2 separate regions of the Mus musculus genome follow, and region 2 is linked to region 1. Evidence: chromatin loops called from intact Hi-C (ENCODE). Cell type or tissue: left cerebral cortex. All regions are shown on one strand.

Evidence for each region. A loop is a pair of places that touch in the nucleus more often than their neighbours do. Peaks named below come from ENCODE experiments on the same cell type or tissue, not always from the same donor. Only the 100,000 strongest peaks of a DNase experiment are listed, where the experiment ranks them.
Region 2: it touches region 1 in a loop (3-fold over the local background); 39 of 42 quality-filtered maps call a loop at or near these places.

The regions. Positions count from the first base shown.
Region 1 is chr19:57,156,521-57,164,520 of GRCm38, reverse strand. All of the region lies in intron 2 of Ablim1 (actin-binding LIM protein 1), which reads left to right. Among named protein-coding and RNA genes, the nearest start is that of Ablim1, 56 kb to the left of the region's middle. In left cerebral cortex, a CTCF peak has its summit at 3,086 (motif pointing left); DNase peaks (open chromatin) are centred at 2,053, 2,387, 3,028, 6,284 and 1 more place; H3K27ac peaks cover 1,899 bases.
Region 2 is chr19:57,310,124-57,318,123 of GRCm38, reverse strand. It overlaps a transcript of Ablim1 not described here. Among named protein-coding and RNA genes, the nearest start is that of Gm50270, 9.5 kb to the left of the region's middle. In left cerebral cortex, a CTCF peak has its summit at 3,263; DNase peaks (open chromatin) are centred at 2,998, 3,290, 3,793, 4,000 and 1 more place; H3K4me3 peaks cover 2,934 bases; H3K27ac peaks cover 2,590 bases.

The DNA of each region.
Region 1 (8,000 bases):
AGGAAAGGGGAAGGGACAGGGGAGAGAGACCTTATGACATCTACCTACTACCCAAAATCCAAAAGTGTGAGATTTAACTCCTGGTCATTTTAAGCATAGATAGCTTCTCCTTCTCCCCATCATCCCTCCCCTCTTCCTTCTCCTCCTCCCCTTTCTCCCTCTCCCTCTTCTTCTCCCCTCCCTTCCCCCTCCCCACTACCTCTCCCCTTCTCTTCCCCTCCCCCTCCTCCCCTCCCCCTTTTTCCCTCTCCCTCTCCCCATCACCCTTCCCTACCCACCTCCCCCTTCCTCTCCCTCCTCCACCCTCCCCCTTTCTTCCTTTTTCTCCTCTCCTCCCCTTCCCTCTCTCCCTCTCTTTCTCCTCTCCTTCCCTCTCTCCCTCTCTATCTCCCCTCTCCCTTCCTCTCTCCCTTCCTCCTTCAGTCCCTTCCCTTTAGTGTTTGGTATCATAACAAAGGGCTGCTTTGAAGCAAGCACCCTGCAGTTGAGCGTATTCCCACTTCATCCATTATACTTCCTGTGCTCATTTTTAACCTTAAAGCCCTGTGTTCAGGTAATCGATCTATGCAATGGTAAAAGATTTTCATACTTGTTTTTATATTCTGGGTGACATCCTTGTTTCTTGAGCTGCTTGTAATCAATTTTATTTGTATATGAAATTCTGCAACCAATTCAAAAATACTATGTTGTCAATGCTTTTATTAGTAAACAGAGGTTCCAAGAGCTTCCTTTCTAACAAGACTCTTACCATATATTCAAACTCTGAATTAACTCGAATCCCCCAAAAGCATTGCTCTGGGACCCATTTTCGACCTGGTTGACCTTGTAAGTATCATCTCACCCAGAAGTGATCATTGATTTCGATGTGCATTTAGAAGTCAATGAGGAGCGATTACAGTCCATTTTTGAGGCTTACCGTTTGAGTCCAAGCGTTTTTTTCGCAGAAGTTATTTCTGGCAGAAGCTGCCCCCGCACGTCATTGTTGGTGAGTGCTGTTCAGCTATTTTGAGCTCTGAGCTACAGCAGTAGCCCTTGTGAGCTACCTTTTGTGGTTGCTTCAAGCTCGCCGCTCTGCATTTCAGTCCAGAAATGGATTGAGTCAGTCTGACACCGATTGAACTCTGAGTGCTTAGGAAGACTGAAGGCCACCGTTACCATCGTGATAAAAATCTGTGAGGAAAAGAAGAAGAGAGAAAAGTTTAAAAGAAATCACGGGGGAGGGGGATGGGAAGATGTCCCTGAGACTAAGAGCTTGCTTGTAGGAGGAGCACAAGGGTCTAAGTTTGAACCCTCAGCACCTACGCGACCCTGCACACCTGTGACCCCAGCACCAGGGGCGCAGAGACAGGAGCATCGTAGAGGGTGCCAACTGCCAGCCTAGTTAAAGGCTCGGCAAGAGACCCTGCCTTGAAAGAGTAAGACGGAGAGCCACGGGGCAAGACACCGATGTCCTCTGGTCTCTGACATATGTGCTCATGTGTACACGCTGTGGGCATGTGCACCCCATAGTCACACACACATTTGGTATTCACAATGATAATCCAAGAGTTGTGTGTGCATGTGTGTGTACAGAGGGTGGGGAAGTGTCCTGTTCCCTGGCTCCGTCACATCTGAGTCTCCACCTCAGAACAGTCATGCATGGCGCCAGGAAGCACAGCATCAGAACAGGCTCTGACCTTGATGTGGGGAAAGTCGCGTCTCCAGAGCACAAAGCCTGCTTGCTCATAAAGGAAAGGGGGCAGCCCTGGCTGCACACCCCTGCTCCATGCAGACAAGCTTGTAAAGGGAAGAGTAACCCAGGCCGGATGCCCTGCTCCAGGTGGAAAAGCTCAGAAAGGCCCCTCATGCCTGTGGGTTCTTTTTTCTGCAGTACTGGGTATTGGTCCTAAGGCCTCACCTATCCTAGACAAGGGTTCTACCACTGAACTGGTTCCTCAGATCTTGCATCCTGTGACAGGCAGACTGCCAGCAGGGTACCAGACAGCCAGTGCCTTCCCCAGGAAGTAAAGAGAGGAGCTGCCAAAGGCTGCTGGTCCCCCATCATGTTTCCTGGGTCTTCTCTTACTGCTGAGAACTGACCAGAGCCGCTTGGAATCCACAGCCTGAGAAGGGATGGTCCCTAGCTGCAGATGGAGAAAGGGTCTCCACCTGATAGCCCTGGACCCCCCCTTGAGGCAGGTGTAAGTCTGACCCTTTGAGCATCGCCTGCCCGGCAGGTGGACCATCTCAGGGATGGATTTGTTGGGGCATCGAAAGGACCTGCTGCATTGCGAAGGCCTAAGATGCTTCCGCAGCCCAGCTCCCGCCACTGAAGCTAGGCTCTGCTCTCCCCACCCCCTCCTTGATCCAACGCCTCCACACTCTGTTCCCCTCCTGTTCCATGGTATTTTTATAGCCCAAGCAGCGCTTGTTCAGTTGTTATTTTAAGACTTAAGCTTTTTTAAAAATGTACTTGTTACTAATTTCACAACTTTTGTATAAAAATTTCTTGGATGTCCCCCACTTAACCAGTAGATTTTACTCGGTGGTTTGTAGAGTGGACTCGAGAGCGTATCATAACAAGGTGCAGGGCTGTGTGTAGCCAGACCTCAGTGATGGGAAGCAAGGCAGGAATCAGCAGGACTCGGGGTGAAGAATGCTTTAATAATTGATCCTGAGAAGGAAGGCAGTGAGCATCTGCGCTAGCAGCCTGGGATTTTAATGAGCAAAATCTGTGATTTTCCTAGGAAATATGTTAAAGTTAGGAAAATGTGCATATTTCCATTTGAATTCAACCTTGACGTGTATTTATTTTATGATCATGTAGATGTAAGACATTTTTGCTTCGCGCTATCATTGAAAGGTACTAAAGCTCCTTTAAAAACAAAATACTTAGGGGGCTGGAGAGATGGCTCAGAGGTTAAGAGCACGGACTCCTCTTCCAGGGGTCCTAAGTTCAATTCTTAGGAACCACATGGTGGCTCATAACCATCTATAGTGGGATCTGGTGTCCTCTTCTGACTCTATCATGGGATCTGGTGCCCTCTTCTGACTCTATCATGGGATCTGGTGCCCTCTTCTGACTCTATCATGGGATCTGGTGCCCTCTTCTGGCATGCAGGTATACATGCAGGCAGAACTCTATACATAATAAATAAATCTTTAAAACAAAACAAAGTTTTTTTTTTGTTTTTTTGTTTTTTTGTTTTTTTTAATTAAGGTCTGATGAGATGAATCAGCGGTGAAAGGCACCTGCGGTTTGAGCTTCTCGTATCTGGTGGAAGGAGAGAATCAGCTCTCCCAAGCCGCCGACCACTATGCTGTGGTGTGTGCATACAGACGCACATAAAATAAATACATCTATATTAATGGGGTTGGAGGATGGCCCAACAGTTAAGAGCATTTGATGCTCATCCAGAGGATCCCTGTTCATGTCAGCATGAGGTTCACAAGTGCCTGTGACTCCAGACCCAGAGGACCAGATTCCCTATTCTGGCCTCTGTGTGTACCCATACACTTTGGCATGTGCATGAGCATGCAAACACACACACACACACATTTGGCACGCATGCACACACATGCTTATGCACACAAAAAGATTTTTAAATAATAAAGTAATTAGAATATTTTGACATTCTTCTGGAATTTGTTTAATATTCACCTTCAGATACATTGGGTAAACAGAGCTGAGTCAGAGTCGGAGTGTAGTGTCTATGACTGTCCTACAAACACGAGACAAGTGTGTCAAGGACATGTACTGTTCATGAGGGAGGGGTCCTGGGGCATGGTGATGCTGTTTGCAGAAAAACTGAAGGCATAGGTCTATAGGCCTTCCAAAGAGACTGTCAAAGATGGCTGGCTGCAGGGCAGGGACAGATGAGCAGGCTGCAGCAGGGTAATAAGCCAAGTGTTAGTTGTCTTAATGGCCCCTGAATGGATCAGGTCCCAGAATTCAAAGTCTGGGCCTTCAGTCAATGGTAAGAACTTGTCAAGCCACATCCGGTTCCTGGGTAATGAGCTGCTACCTCAAGCCCCAGGTTGACTGAGAGAATGTGATTTCTTCCTTCTTCTTTATGATTAAGTTTTGGATAATTTTTTTAAAAGATCCATTTATTTCTACTTTATGTGTATGAGTATTTGCTTGTGTGTGTGTATATGCACCACATGGTTGCAGCACCTAGGGACACCAGAAGAAGGCATCCGATCCCCTGGAATGGGGGTTACAGGTGATGTGAGTCCTCGAGTAGAGACCAGGAGCAGAACCTGGAGCCTTTGAAGGAGCAATAAGTGCTTTAGTCACGGAGCCATCTCTTCATTCTTGACCCCAGCTTCTTCTAATTTTTTAATTATTTTATTTGATTACTTATATGCAGGTGTTTTGCTTGCAGAATCCAGAGAGCGTATTGGATCTCCTGGAACTGTAGTTACAGATGCTTGTGGGGTACCCTGTGGGTGCTGGGAATGGAACTTGGGTCCTGTAGTGGGGAAGCCAGTGCTCTTAATAGCTAAGCCATCTCTATAGCTGCCCCACCCCAATCTCTTAATATGTTATTATCACTACAGGTGAGCTTCCAATGGCATGTGGGTATTTTGAGCAATTGGGTTCACTGAGCTAGAAGACAGAAGTGGGGTGTCCAAAGAACTGGAGGGATTCAGGGAAAGGAGGTTTTGCTTCATGGGCACTGAGTTTCAGCTTTTTAAGAAGACAGTAGTCCTGTGGATAGATGATGTGTGGAAACCACAAGCTTGTGAACACACATGAGCAACTGTCCACCTGAAAATTACTAACATGGTGAGTCAAGCATTTTAGGTATGACATGGTGAATCAAGCATTCTAGGTATAACATGGTGAATCAAGCATTCTAGGTATGACATGGTGAATCAAGTGTTCTAGGTATGTTCTCACCACTAAAAGGAGTGTTTCTAATGAGCTGACCGACAGGCATTTGAAAGTTGATTGTGCCTACCTTCCCAAGAGAGCCAACTTTGTAGCTCTGTTTTGTGAGCTCACTCTTGTTGTTTGTAGAGGTCTCTAAAAATTGACTCCTTAAGGTTCTTGACTCTGTAATCTTTGTTCTTGATTAATGGTAAATCACCCACGATGCTTGATCTAACCCACTGCAGTACCAGCTCCACTTAATGTTAAATCACCCACAATGATTGTCTAACCCACCGCAGTACCAGCTCCTTTCTAATGGGAACTCAGACTGTCCCAAGTGAATTCTTTTCCTGACAATACAAACACTGTTTTAATAAAATTGCTTCCAGGCAGAAGGGCAATGTTGACACTTGGTTTGAGAAATCATGACAAGAAGGCCCACGGAGGAGCGGATCCTGAGGGTGTTCATGGGGAGCTAGCCTGGGCTTTGGGGTTGCTTGAAAATGTGGGTGTCAGATGAGAAAGTGGATACAGCTAGAGGTTTACTAACACAGGGAACAGACTCATCTCTCAGAAGCCTTTTAGGGGTAGTGGTACCACAGAGCTAAAAGGATAGAGCCACTGGAAGAGTCCGAGTTTGAGGCCGGCACTCTGTTCCCTGCTCAGTTACAACCACAGTATAAAGCTTGCAAGACACACACTATAGACAGAGATCACTCACTGATAATCCTTTGCTCAAGGATAGAAGTTGATAGGTGAGGTCTGTTCCCAGGAAGGCCTTATATTATATAGGGAAGGAAATGGTGTCTGTGGGAGTTCCCTATGTTTAGGGTTCTGAAGGAGGAGCCTCCAATTACGTCTTACATCACCATATTACATCACCATCACTGCCATTCTGGTCTTAGGTGACGTCATGATGTTTGAAGTAGCACCTAGGTCCAGCTGCAAGGAGTTTTTTCCTCTCATTCATCGCCTGGTGCGTGTGCCACAGATTCCTGTCCAGTTAAACATTGTTTATCTTAGTATCTAAGCCGCCATACATAAAACTATAGTTGTCGGATAACGTGGCTTGGCTTTGAATTTCTGAGAAAAGCCAAATCGGATCACAACACAGCACAGTTTGTCACCTCTCAACTGCGTTGCCAAATCATGTCGTAGGGCTATGCTAGGTTCGTGAAATTACGGTTTAATTAAAGAGAGCAAGTGTGAATCCCACAAAACCACTTTTGGACAAAGAAGCCCCACACAGAGGCACCCAAGAGAGGAAGCAGCAAGCAGAAAGGACTTCTAGAGGGTTTTGCCTTCCCTTTGAAGGGATCCTGTGGTCTGCATTAGCATGAAGCTCACCTTGGTCTTGTCATGGGGAAATCTGTGCTTTTTAGTCCCAGTCCTGGTGACTGGATGAGCGTTAAGGGGATGGTGGGTCTAAGTCCACCGTTTGCCCCTTCTCAGAGCTACGAGAAGTAAGTTTGAAGGAATCAATGAGTCATGCAAACTGGTGACGACTCCGGGAGTGGAACTGGTGGGAACTTGCCAAGTGTGAGGCAGGATTCTGCTTAATTACACTGTACGGTTCTATGTATTATATTAGACTCTGAGATTAATAGACTCTTGGGCATAAAGTACTCTGGCGTCTCGAGGGTGCACACCTATGAAGTTACTGAAGAGGACTCTCTGAGCGTCCCGTGATGACCCTACCCCCGTACCCCCACCCCCATCCCCCCAGGGATTGTTTCTGCTCTAAGAATCTAAGGTCAGGACTAGGCTGACCCACGAGCTCCCGGCATGATCCTCTCGATGAGTAGGAAGCCAGTGTGAGAACCGGAGATGCGGGAAGAGATGCGGATGGTTATAGGAGGAGACAGCCGTTCTGAGAACATGGCCGTAGCATTATTTATAGGGTAGTTAGTTCCCAACCGACAGACTCTGGCCGTCATCTTTGGTCACTTGGTTTTCAAGAGCAATGTCAGAGCTCTGGAGTGTTGGTTTAAACAAGGACCAGGGAGTCTACACGGAAAACTTGTGCATGGTTTCTATATCATCTTGACTCTCAAGAGTTCTAACTGATGAGGGAGAGGGAAACTTAGGTTATGATCTCACCGAGTTAACCCTTCGTTAGACTGGGGGTTTTCAACCTTTTTTCTACTCTAAAACCTTTAGCACCTGTGAAATTTTTATACTATTCTGGGTGGGCAAATATTAAAATAAGTATATAAATCAGACATCTACTGATAAAAATCATAGAGAAATGTATTTTAGAACAGTTCTTTGTTATATATATAATTTTTACCATTTATTAAATTCTCAAGTGGATTTTTATGCTACTAGGATAGTGTTCTTGTTTACTTTGTTACATAAAGAATAATGGCTGAATATCTGACCTGTGGGACCAAGAGGATCGTCAGTGTTTTTCAGACTCCATCAATATTTTAATTTTACAATCATCCATGCTAAGACTGCCATGTTGCATAAATACATAAAATGGCAGAAGAAGTATGTTTAAAGCCATCTCAGAAATTATTGGAAATTCTGTCCTAATCTCAAGCTGAAATTCATTTAATGATTTTGTGTGTGTTGGTGTGTGTGTGTGAAAAGCAAGTCAGCAGGTGAGTCACGAATTTTTAAAACCAAGCACTCTAAAGCAGTTTGATCCAAAATATACTAATTTGATACTTATATGCTGATTGATAACACTAGGAAAATGTCCTTCTTTTCCCTTATTAAATCAGTATCATTGCCTGTATAGTAAAAACAAAACAAAACACTGCAGTTCATACCATGCAGTAGTTGTGAACCTGAGAGGGGCAATGTACACTTGTACTGAGTGGCTGAAGGCAAGCACATACAACATGCATATATTTATATATTTTGTTCATAGTTGGTGAAGGCTTCACTGCACCATGGGTGGCTGCCACCTCAGATTCACCGCACTTGATTTTAAGTTAATTTTCGGTCCTTACATGTTCATGCACGAGAGGGGGTTGGTGGAGATTTCCGAGACAGCGTTTCTCTGTGCAGCCCTGGCTGTCCTGGAACTCACTCTGCAGACCAGGCTGGCCTCGAACTCAGAGATCCACCTGCTCTCTGCCTCCTGTGTGCTAGGATTAAAGACATGCACCACTATGCTTAGCTCGTGTTCAGA
Region 2 (8,000 bases), 150 kb before region 1:
TGAACTTGGCACTCAGTGTGTCTCCAAAGGCCCCTTGTTCATCTCAGCCTCCTTGCACAGTGTTATTACCTCAGAAGAGTCTGTCTTGACTCTTGCAGGTTGGAAGGTTCTTCAATTCTTCCAATCTCTGAGGGGATTCTGCAATATGGCTGGCTCTGAAGGCATTTCCCAGTAGTATCTGGGGCAAGGGAGATGTCTCAGTGTGTCAAGTGCGTACCCAGCATGTCACGTGCTTACCCAGAAGCATTGAAGACCTGTGTTCAGGTCCCCAGAGCCCACATAAAGCTGATAGGGTACCAGGTGCCTAACCCAGCACTGGGGCTGGGGAGGGGACAGGTAGATCCCATTCACCAACCAGTGTAGGGGAAGCAGTGAGCTCCAGGTTCAGTGCAGAGACCCTGTCTCAAAAAAACAAGGGGAAGTGCAATACAGGAAGACGCCTGGCACATCCGTTCACATCCGTATGAGCACACATAGTTGTGTACACACACACACACACACACTCGTCAAGTAAAGCTATATAAATCAACCATGTATATGTATGTGTATCTATATGTGTATATTATGTATATGTGTGTATATATACATGTGTTATGTGTGTATATATACATATGTTATGTGTGTATATATATACACACATACACACACACATATACTCAGACCTGATAATAAATCTGAAGATAAAATCCAGTTCATAGGAAACTCTTTTAGCTAAAGATAATCTTTGATAATTAATTTATTTTTCAAGCTTCCAGGCCTGAATATACATGCCCTTCATTGTCTATGGGAGACTATTTCTAGTGCCATCAGAGCGAATGGTCAAAATTCCTCTATAAAATGCTGTCATGTTTGCATGTAAACTATACACTTCTGCCTGAATTCTTTAAATCACTTCCAGATTAGTCATAATAACCCAATGCTCAATGAAAATGTAACATAAAACGATGTATTAAGTTTTTTTTAGGAAGCCAGGGGGAAGGGAAGTATCCATGTTCAATACAAACACAATTGATCGTCTTCAGACGTGTGTTGCCATGTAACCCAGGCTGGCCTTGAACTCAGGATCCTCTTGGCTTGGCTCCCTGAGTGCTGGGAGTGTAGGCATGTGCCACCATGTCTGACGAGATACAGTTATTCTATTCAATAGTTTTGGCCAACAGTTGTTTGAATTCATAGACGGGAAACCCAGAGCTAAGATGAAGGCTGACTATGCTTGCTCTCTGCCTAAAAACACTGTGTGCATCGCCTTATCCAGACACAGTTAGGAGCATATTTTGTGACCATCTGTGTGGTCTATTATAAGCATCTTAAGGACTTGAGGGTAAGATCTGTTTGTACTGTATCTGTGGCTGTACAATGAGGTTACAAAGATAAGAGTGACTATGGCAGACGAAGAAAGGGACTATGTATTATCACTAGGCTAAGGGTAGACAGGCCTCTGGGACCTCTGTCCCTGTGTGGCATTTGCTCTAATGTATACACTGCAGTATACTCACAGAACAAAGTCAACTCAACAGGACTGTGATGGTTAACAGGGTTTTTAGGGAGAACACACAATGCAATCATTAAACAGAGGCAAAAAAAACCAATGTGTTAAGCAGTTGTGTGTCTGGCGTTTTTTTGGAAATACAGGGAAGTCGAGAGGTCAGTGGGCAATGAAGTAGCAGGGAATGTTTTATGAGATGGCTTTAGGGCTAATTTAGGTGGGGAGGAAGACATTTGCAAAGAAGAGAAAGAGTGAAGAAAGGCAGGGGACAGAAAACATCATTATTGAGAAACGTCTGCAGGGAAAGTCATCATGTAGTGTTTGGGGGATAGCTAGAGGTGCACAGGAGGACAGGCATGCACGGTGTTCAGGGTTCTTAACATTTCAGAAGAGGAAAGCTCTTTTAGACATGGATCATGCCTGTTTCACTCACTGTTGAGGCCCTACGACCTGCCATGAGGACTGGCACGTAGTATATGCTCGCTAAATCTTTGTCGGTGGAATTAATTGCTTGGATGAAATACTGAGACTATCTGTTGATCAGTGGGGGCACCCTGCAAGCTTTGGAGTTATGACAATGGCCTAAGTAAACAAACGAACAAACAAGCAAGCCCCTCCCCAAACCCCCAAAACAAACAAAAACTATTCTCAAGGCCAACAGGTAGAATTAAAGTGAAGGAGGCAGAGACTGGAGGCAGGCTGAGGAGCGTTGAGGCTGGGGAACATGGACGTTGAGCATGGAGACTTCCCTGGAATCACTCAGGTGTGAAGGACGAATGGTGAACTAAGGTCAGAGGGAAAGAAGTCATTTTGAGGCCGCAGCCAATGAGCTGATGTTAGGTGCTGAGTTTAGGAGTTGCTATTGGAGTTCACAATTTTCTTCTCTCATTATGTCTTTATCCTCACACTTCCCTGATGACAGGATCATAAAGCTGGGCGTTCTCCAACTATCTGCCCATTATTTTTCCTAGAATTATGTCCACCTGTTCTTTGAGCATTTCTGAATTGCCGAACCTATTCGGTGAATCTCGTTTTCATCAGGAGATTTGGGAAGAACTTCCGCAGAAAATAACCAGACCTTTGTGGAGTACAGAGGAAGAGGTGAGGAAGGGACTCGGGGAGTTTAGAACTCGGGGCCAGCTGTTCTTTGTTCTCCCAGCCAGCACAGAGGCAGTCTACACACCTCCGAGGCAGCAGACTTCTGAGTCTTCTCATTTCTGTCCTGATGATACACAGAAAGGGTTTCGTCACCCTCTCTCGGCTCCAGCCCTGTCCCATCCCGGTTACCAGCCTTTCTAGAGCTGGACTGGCCTTGATGAGGGTCATAGCTGGTCCTGCTTATGAACAGCCAAAGACTGCTCCACAGTCAGGGTCAATCCCCCTCAGGTGACCCTGAAATTCTTTCTCCACTGAAGGACAGCTCTTAGGGAAGGCATAGACTCACTCCTTCTAATGGTGTCTCTCTGGGACCAAGGCTGGAAGCTGGAAAGCATTCACTGACAGCAATACCTCCCCCTCCTTCCCCCGCATTATTATCATCATCATCAGAGACTCGGGTCCAGAGAGTAGCAGACGTAGACCCCATCACACGCCCCACCTTGCTCAGAAACAAAGCTCCGCCTGGCGCCGTGGCCAAGCGGGCAGTGAGTCCCCAGCAGCCTCTGGACCCGAGTGGGCCCGGCCCACGGGCACCAGGAGGGGGAACCGGCCCCGCCCAGCCGGCCTTAGCTGTCAGCAGCGCCGCGCCCTGCAGATCCGCGGCTGCCCGCCGGGCTGCCCCGAGCCAGCGAGCCGAGCAGGTGTCCTGCGGGAGGCGTGCGCTCGCCCGGGGCTGGGAGGACGCGCGAGCCCGTGTGCACGTCTTGGGATCCTCTCCTCCCCACGCCCTGCGGGTTTCGCCTCTCCCTCCCGCTTCCTGTGGCTGCCTGAGCCATGTCCACCCGAGGTGAGTGGGGACCAGGTGGGATGGCGTGCGGAGCCGGCGCGGGGTCTGGAACAGGGCGCGCTGGGCAGGTGCCTGAGGGCAAGGGGTTTCGAGAGCAGAGCTGGCCCCAGCCCGGCCTGAAACTTTGGCAGCGGTTCCCGGGGCTCCTAAGGCTGGGAAAGGAAGCGGTCGCCCTTGACCTTGGTCGCCGGATGTGGGCGAAGCCTGAGGGCCAAGGTCCGGTGCCCAGCCCACCTGTACTGGCGGCGCCTCTGGGCTGGGAAGGTGTGGGGGATGGGCTGGCCACTGCCAATCCTGCTGAAGAGCTGTGGAAGGGCTGACTGGGAAGAAGAGGCAATTTTTTCCTCCTTTCTTGTTACCATTTTGTAGCTCAGTTATGGAAGAAATCCAGGGCTTGATGCAGTAGGATTTAAAGCTGCAGGGTTTATGCTCCATTTTAAAAAAGTAATTTCACTTGTTCTAACCCTTGACTGGTGTTCCCCCTTTCGCCTCCCAGCTCCTTTGGAGTGGAAACAGTTACTGCAGGTGGAATGGAAGGAGGGGAAAAGAAGGGGAGAAAAATCAGAATTGCTTTTCAGGCAGGAGTGAAGGGGATGAATTTCTTGCCATCTGGATACAGCAGCGATGCTCAGGAGAGAGTTAGTCATAGCTCAGTGGCTGCCACTATGAGTGAAATATTAAAGAGATCAAGTCATTGTGCAGCTTGCGAGCAATTAAAATGAAGTGGCTTGGTTGCTTTGTCATAAGCACTGAAGAAAAATATTGATTATTTTTAGAAAGTATATTTGCAAGGCAGTAACTTCTGCATCCGTTGATGTCCCTTGAGGCAGCGTGTGACAGGTTGTAAGCACTAGTCTTTAGCCTCTGAAGCTTTGGACCTTTCTGGTAAGGGAGAAGTTTAGGGATTCAATTACATTGTCAGATAATTAAGCATTGCTTTTCAGGGTCATGTTGAGGATTATCATAAGTAATCTCTATTCAGTATGTTTTTAAAAAAATCCATTTTGAGAAATGTAATCTTGGTTTATGACTACTCTGGCAGTGTGGTTGTTCAGCTCCATGTCTAGAAACGGGACGAGGAACTGGGATTGGTGACTAGGCTGTCGAGGTGATAGGGGGAGTTATGACCTACCTAATCATGGCCACTAATTTGTGCATATTCGGGATGGAGGAAGGAGAAGGGAGTCAGTGTGCACGGGCAGCTCTTGATGACTAGGCTCCCCTGTGGTCCGAGACTCCAGCTCAGAGACTGAACAGTGTTCCGAAGCCCGGGATCTCAGCCCTGACCTTTGTACCTACCACAGTCGGCAAGGAGAATGTGGGGGAAACGTCAGGAGTTTTAAAACTCTCTTGGGTAAGAGTGCAGTTGACTTGGTTTTCTATCCCTCACTGAAATCCCTTCCTACAAAGCCTTCTTCTAACTGCTGGGGCCAGCTCACCACTGGGAACCTTGGTCTGTCCATCCACTGGAGGACATCAGCAGTTTTACATAGTCTTTGTGATCTATCTGGAATGTCAGATGGGGATAGCTCAGCGACTAACAGCGACTGAAGTCCTGGACCGATGCTGCCTTCTCAAGTATTTCTGATGCTATAGAAAGCAGGGTGGTTTCCCGTTCCCCTTCCTTTTACCTGTTGGAGATTATGCTGGTTGTTGCGACTGTCAACCCAACATGACCTAGAGTCACCTGAGAAGAGAGTCTTAAGGAATGATCTAGATTGGGCTGGCCGTGGCATGTCTTGGGGGGAGCATTTTGATTATTGATTGATGTAAGAAGACACAGGTAGGGTAAACCACTTCATGGGCTGAGCCCTGATCTGTGATTAAGAGGGCCTGTGAGCGTGAGAGAGAGCGCTTTTGCACATTCGTTCTCTCTGATCTTGCCTGTGAGGGTGGTGCTCCTGCCTTGACTTCCCCACAATAATGGACTGTGACCTGTGATCATAAGTCAAAAACACACAGACAGAACAAAACCTGTCCTCCCTTAAGTTGCTCTGGCTGGGGTTTATCATCACAGCAATGACAAGAGGAGACAGCCGTGGTGGGTCCAGGGGTTTAAAGTCTGACTAATCTTGCAGGTAGAAGACAGCACACCAAACACTAGCTACTGGACTGGAGGCTTTTTTTTTTTTTTTTTGGTTTGGTTCATATCTGTTTATTTGGTCAGATACTTCACATCTGTTATATAACCTAATCCTTCCAATATCACAAGGAGTGGGTACTAGCTTTCTTTATTCGACATTTTACAGAGGGTTTTGTGTGCATTACCCATGCTTCACTGTTCGGTAGATGGGAGGTCCTGCTCTCTGTCCAACGCTGTCTGATTCAGGCCCTTTGACCAGAACATTCAGAAACATTTTCACAGGTCCTTTGTGATGTCCAGGGAGGGAAACCTGGCTGCCTGCACCTTGTGAGAGTCACGGACACTCCTGTTCTGTCTCCTCCTTTTCCAGCTCAAGGACCAATTCCTAGATGTTATCAAAGACCTGGTGTTTTTATTATGTCCTCGTGAAGTGCTTTTATTTACACAAGATTGGAACTCACACAAGGTTCTAAGTGAGGAGTAGAGAGTGTACTTTGTGAAGTACGGCTGGAATCTCAAACACATCAAACCCAGCCTCCCTGTGTCTGGTCTGTTCCGTCTCCGCACTCGCCTCTGCACCTGGAAGTAGAGACTAAACCCCCAGGATCACAGAGCTAATGTGTCTGTTTAAGTATACAGACCACAACTAGGGAAGTCTTTAGACTCTGGGAAATATAAATCCCATTGGTTACAAAAACATGGGGTCTGTATATCTTTAGTATTTAGCATTGCAGGTTATGGTGAGAGTAAAACTGTTTCCAAAAACCAGAAAAACTGAGATAAGTTGGATGTGGATTTCAATAGGAAAACAACTTCATCTTTAAAAAATTAGAGAAAAAAAAACCCCACACACTTGTTTGCTGTTTATGACATATGGAGTATACACTGAAATTAAACCCACTATTAAACTAACAAAGTATTTTTAACTTTGATGGCAGCATAAGTTAAGCTGTTTCCATGTACGGTTTCTTCAAATAGTCTTATCAGACTTTTGTGGCTTTTTACTCCTCAGACCAAAGTGGATTCATTATGTTCCGGTTCTTGATTTGCCATCAGGACGAAATGGTCACACTTGGTAGGCGTTCTAGTCGTGGGAGGATTTCCTAACTTTTTAATATTGACTGCCAGGTTTGGTTCCAGACCTGATGGGTGATATGCTGCAAAGGCAGAGCCCTCCAGCCACAAATGAACAGATTTCTAGGTGCTTCTAAGCCTCGTTAGATTAGAGCAGAGCCGCCAAAGTTTAGAATTCCCAGGTATCTGGAAACCAATTAGATGGATCCCAGTACTTTGCGCTAGAGATACCAACTAAAGATGATCAGGTGGCAGGGATTGGGAGGTGTCTTAGCCTACAGTGCTTGCCACACAAGCAGAGAACCTGGGTTCAGATCTCTGTCACTCATAGGAATGGCTAGGTCTAGGTATCTAGCAGTTTGCTGTCCTAGCAGTAGAGGGATGGGGACAGGAGAATCCCTGCGGTCAGTGAGAGGCTCTGTCTCGAAAAATAAACTGGAGAGCAGTAGAAGAAAATATTCCATATCTACCTCTAGTCTTCATGTGCACCTGTATACACACATACACACACGCACACACACAGAGAGAGAGAGAGACAGAGACAGAGACAGAGAGACAGAGACAGAGAAAGAGAGACAGAGATGAAGAGAGAGATGGAAAGAGAGAGAGAGAGAGAGATGGAGAATAGCCAGCTTAGGGTATGGGGAGAGATGACTCTGTGGTTAAGAACACTTGTTGTTCTTCCAGAGGAATTGAGTTCAGTTCCCAGAGCCTGCATCAGATAACTCAAAACTGCCCATCACCTCAACTCCAGGAGACCCACAGCCCTCTTCTGACCTCCACAGACCCTGGCATGAATGTACACATAATAACACGTGTGCATGTGCACATGTGTGTGTATACAGACACAGATGAAAAGATAAATCATTTAAAGAATGTTCAGTGTAGATTTTGTGGTTTGAATCTTCCACAGGCTCCCTTAGCTCTATATGGGGTAGCATGGCAGCCATAGAATGAAGAGCATTATTTTCTAATGTAGGGCCTACATCCTCTAATGGGTTCTTAAAGGAGCAGTTTTAAGTCATAACTATAATACTAAAATCCACCCATATGATTAAAAAAATACCAGCACAGCAGCAGAATATGTTTAAGTTGTGAAGTGTTTAAACCCAAACACACAGCAAGGCTTTGAAGTTAGAAATGAAATTTTCCTATTTTTACTTCAAATAACAAAACACAGTGAACACTATAGTCAGGCTCTTCCAGCTGACTACTGACTCATTATTTTCTAGCTCAATTCCATAGCTGTTAAATATTTATTCCATGTCAGAAACACGGCAGATAATGAGCCTTGTGCAAAGACGTGGCCCCATGAGAGTGATAGCCTTTCTGAGACTGGGTGAAAGGTTAAAGGTTGAGGTACCTGTCCATGGGCTTGTCTGAGTCAGCAGAGACAGTGTTCCGAGTATTCA